2 separate regions of the Homo sapiens genome follow, and region 2 is linked to region 1. A link is a loop called in an ENCODE intact Hi-C map of the cell type or tissue named here. Cell type or tissue: IMR-90. All regions are shown on one strand.

Region 1 (2,500 bases):
ATTCTAACTGGTGTGAGATGGTATCTCATTGTGGTTTTGATTTGCATTTCTCTGATGGCCAGTGATGAACATTTTTTCATGTGTCTTTTGGCTGCATAAATGTCTTCTTTTGAGAAGTGTCTGTTCATATCCTTTACCCACTTTTTGATGGGGTTGTTTTTTTCTTGTAAATTTGTTTGAGTTCTTTGTAGATTCTGGATATTAGCCCTTTGTCAGATGAGTAGATTGCAAAAATTTTCTCCCATTCTGTAGGTTGCCTGTTCACTCTGATGGTGGTTTCTTTTGCTGTGCAGAAGCTCTTTAGTTTAATTAGATCCCATTTGTCAATTTTGGCTTTTGTTGCCCTTGCTTTTGGTGTTTTAGACATGAAGTCCTTGCCCATGCCTATGTCCTGAATGGTATTGCCTAGGTTTTCTTCTAGGGTTTTTATGGTTTTAGGTCTAACATTTAAATCTTTAATCCATCTTGAATTAATTTTAGTATAAGATGTAAGGAAGGGATCCAGTTTCAGCTTTCTACATATGGCTAGCCAGTTTTCCCAGCACCATTTATTAAATAAGGAATCTCCCCCATTTCTTGTTTTTGTCAGGTTTGTCAAAGATCAGATAGTTGTAGATATGTGGCATTATTTCTGAGGGCTCTGTTCTGTTCCATTGGTCTATATCTCTGACAAACAGCATTTTTCTTCTCTGAGTTGATGGCAGGCCTTCTGTACTTTCCTCCTGCGACATTAAAGTACTTATTAAAATCCAAAAAGTTGTGCAAAGAGGATGTCAACAAGACTAAAAAGTAGGACTATGTATGAATGGTTGCCAGACCTAAGGAGGAATATTCACATGCCTATAAAGAAATGGAGGTGAGAGACTGCACCTGCTATCACGGCTCTACCTCCTGCAGGGTCTCAGGGCCTTCATGGGACAAAGGAGGTACCAATGCATCCTAACTGACTGTTGCATTTTGAGATATTCTGAACAGTTAGTTATGTCACACCCAGAGAGACATACCCTTCCAAACATCTCCAAATTTTAATGAGACTGCAGGTCCTGGGAATGCATCCAGCCTGGCGCAGAAATGAAAAGTGGTGTGAGTTGTATAGGGAGGGGTGAAGTTGGGAAAACAAATGGTCTGGGAAGGAAAACATCTTGGAAGCCACCTATTCTGAAGGTTGTAATGTTCATGTATTGCATTAGAAAGGGAATAACAACACATTGAACCAAAATATTTAAGAATATCGGCATTTTCAGGTCATCAGGCCCCAGGGTAGAGGCGAAGAATGTTCTCAATGAAGCATAGCCATAACAGATCAAGTGACTGCTGGATGCTGGATGTGAGTGTGGAGCAGGAGACATGGACATCAGTTCATCCTTGTCTTTAGATCAGAGAGGGGACATTCCTTATACCTAGTAGACAGTAAAACAACAACAGCAATAACAAAATCTAGCCTAGTTTACTGACACAATCACTGCTACCTGGGACAGAACCATGACGGTCAATAATGAGCACCAACCAAGTAAAACACCAGGTACATAAATTTCAAAACATAAAAGATGACACAGGGTATATTGCTAGGACTGCCTTAACAAAGTACCACAAACTGAGTGGCTTAAATAACAGACATATTTATTGCCTTGTAGTTGGATGTAGTCCAGAAACATCCAGGGCTTCAGGAGGTGTTAGAAGTCTGAGATTGAGGTGTCAGCAGGGCCATGTGCCCTTGGAAGGATCTAGAGAAGGGCCATTTCTGGAAGTTCCTTGGCTTGTGGCAGCCATCTTCAACTGACATTCTCCGTGTTTGTGTGTCTGTGTTCCAATTTCCCCTTTTTATAAGGACACTGGTCATACTGGATTAGGGATCCCTCTGATTCCAATGTGATCTCATCTTAACTAACTGTATCTGCAGCTCTGTCTCCAAAAAAGGTCACATTGTGAGTTACATTAGGACAGTAGGATTTCAACACATGAATTGGGTGGGAGGGGGGCATAGTTCAACACATAGCACAGAAATAAAGCATATTAAAGTAAAACATTTTATCACCAGCAGGAAAACTTTACAAAGCATCTGTTTTGTGTTCTCAATATAAGATATGACAATATGAATTTCATAACATAAAATTTAAAAGTGAAGTGAGAACGTAACAGACTAAAATGGAAAGGAATATCTGGTTAAGATGCAGGCCAATATGAAGTGAGAGGTGGGGAAAATGCAGCGGATTTGCAAGGAAACTAGAAGTTGCAAACGTTGGATTAAAACCCACTTTAGATAAAGTACAGAATCAACACTGTAGAAATCTGAATGATAATAAAAAGTTCTAGACACCTTTTTAGATTATTGTGGAAATATAGAGATGAAATAATGAAATAGATATAGATGAATGGAAAGATAAATATAGAATATTGGCTCATAGACATTAAAGAATTAGATATCAGTGGAAGATGGTAAGTAGATAGGTAAGAGATAGATAGATAGATGGGTCAATAGGGAAGGTAGATAGATACAAAA
Region 2 (2,500 bases), 60 kb before region 1:
TCTGCTCCAAGATAAGCTCAGAAATTGAGAGTCAAGCACTTAGAATGTTTTATAACAGTATGGCATCACCTTAAAATCCAAACACATGTTTATTTCATTATTTGGAGATATAAAGGCCCATTTGCAAATCAGCCACCCAGCTGCAAAGAAGAAAATGTGCTTGTTTTCTGGACTGCCGTGTGCCCGTCAAATATGGAATTATTGTGGGGGGCCAGCAGTATCCGTGCAGGCGCCTTTCCAACTCCCGTGTCTTGGTTAACTTTGCTTCTCAAATAGTGTCAATTATTTGCCTTATTGTCATTTTCTGAGAAGTAAGGCTATGATGTACATACACTGTGGACTTACCAGGAACTCCTTCACACCACCTTGGCTTCCTCTCAATGCCGCTTTACTGCATGTCGACAGCTTCTACCTATTTGATCTTAGTGCTGAAGGGAGATTTTCCTAGGATCTAAACCACGAAGATTTGTGATGAAACTACAAGAAAGCTGAAGTTCCTTAAACCAAATGCTGCAAGGTGGGAAGTGAATAAAACCTAGTTTTAGATGGCCTCTGCAGAACATGCAGGAATTGAACACACACAGAATACAGGGAGCCTGTGGGTCAAATGCAAATGTGGATAGCTTAGTATGATGGTGGTAATAACATGGGGGTAAAATCTTGGCGGAGTTGCCTTTCTGGAAAGAATTCTAGGTGTCTCCTGAACAGTGAACTCATAATTACATCTTGTAATTGAGCTGTTTACTCACCACCAGTGGAAATCCCTAGGGAGGGGGCTGAAGGATAGGTCTTCCTGTGCTTTCTTTAGCTTCTGTGGCTGTTGAAGAGGTTTGAGGCTCTCCTCTTACCTCCACCCCACATCTGACCTGGCCTGTCCAAAGCCCATTGTGCAGCATCCTGAATCCCATTACTATTTCTCCTCTGATTTCTTTTCCTCCTTCCCTACTTTGTTTAAAAATGTTTGGGCCATGGCTGTTGAGATGGCCGTGGCTTTAACCAAACAGAAACACTGAACTTGCCTCCTCTATGGAATTGGTTACTCATGCTTGAATGATGGATGGCATCTTCCCTGCATGTTGGAATAGAGGCCGGAATGATGTCACTGTGGAGTCTGAACCAGGCTTTCTGTTGTGGTCTTATGGAAACTTGATCTGAAGGGCATAACTAGGTAGAAGGGATGCACTGAGCAGTGGCAGGCAGTGAGAAGCAGCTATATTGCTGCATTCTGGTCAGGAGCACTATGTAAAGACACTCACAAAGGGAGGGAGGGGTGAAATGACCACCTGCATCAAGGATGAGCAAGGGCAGCAGCAATCAGGGACTCCCTGCAGGGCATTGGACTGCCAACGCAGAAGCCAGAAGTGATTTGGTTGAAGTCATGGAGAGGCTTCCATAGGGGAGAGGCCAGTGCGAGGAAGTCCTTATTCTTATTTTTGTTTTTGTCTTGTTTGTTTTTTTAATTTTAATGTCTGACATCTGAATGTCTTTCAGGAAGAGCCCTGTCTTTATTTAGAAAGTTACCCGGGCAAGATGTTCGGAGTTGAGATGGGATTCAAAGGGCGTGGGTTTGGCTGCAGACAAGAAAGCCAAAGGGTTGCAAAAGAAAGAAATTGAATTTGAGTAGTAGTCATATAGATATATGTATATAGTCAATGTGTAGTCTGTTATCCCTCACTCCCCTCTCACCCTTTCCCCCAAGTCCATTCATTGTGTCATTCTTATGCCTTTGCACTCTCAAAGGCATATATGTGTGTGTGTGCATGTGCGTGTCTTTGTTAACCTTGCTTCTCAAATAGTGTCAATTGTTTGCCTTATTGTCATTATATATATACACATACGTGTATATGTGTGTATACACACGTGTGTGTATATACATGCCTTTGAGGGTGCAAAGGCATATATATACTCGGTGATGGGTGCACCAAATCTCACAAATCACCACTAAAGAACTTACTCAGGTAACCAATCACCACCTGTTCCCCAAAAACCTATGGAAATTAAAAAAAAAAAGAAATTGAATTTGAGGGTTACAGAGATACAGAGAAAGAGAGGAAGAAAACTGGAGCCTATAATCAGTCAGAAATTATAGAGGAAGTTAAGAACAGGAGTGTTTCAACGTTGTAAATATACTAACAACCACTCAGTTGTCTACTTTAGACAGGTGAATTTTATGATACATAAATTATATTTCAATAAAGCGTTGAAAGAAGAGAGCACAAGTGTGTCTGATACACAATTTCAGGTTGCTTGCATTGCTGCAGTATAACCTCCAAATGCTCTGCAGAATTGAGCAAGCCTCATGAAAGGATTTGTTTATTTAGTTGCTCGGTTTTCGTGGAAGTCTGGGAATGGAGGAGGATTGCATACTTGGCTTAACATGGGTTGGAAGGAGATAGTGTGCACTGGAAGAAGAGATGTTCCATAGATTCCTAGCTCACTGGAACCTGGGGCTTTTGGCCAGAAGTGTCCAGGAGAATGAAAGTCCCCAGTAATTTGCAGA

What was found. Peaks named below come from ENCODE experiments on the same cell type or tissue, not always from the same donor. Only the 100,000 strongest peaks of a DNase experiment are listed, where the experiment ranks them.
Region 2: a loop joins it to region 1, with 4 times the contacts of the local background. A loop is called at or near these places in 2 of 110 quality-filtered maps.

What each region holds. Positions count from the first base shown.
Region 1 is chr21:35,513,959-35,516,458 of GRCh38, reverse strand. The region is part of intron 1 of LOC100506403 (a long non-coding RNA gene); the gene reads left to right. Among named protein-coding and RNA genes, the nearest start is that of MIR802, 210 kb to the left of the region's middle. In IMR-90, no CTCF peak of the experiment used is centred here; no DNase peak of the experiment used is centred here.
Region 2 is chr21:35,574,020-35,576,519 of GRCh38, reverse strand. All of the region lies in intron 1 of LOC100506403 (a long non-coding RNA gene), which reads left to right. Among named protein-coding and RNA genes, the nearest start is that of MIR802, 150 kb to the left of the region's middle. In IMR-90, no CTCF peak of the experiment used is centred here; DNase peaks (open chromatin) are centred at 1,079 and 2,329; H3K27ac peaks cover 319 bases.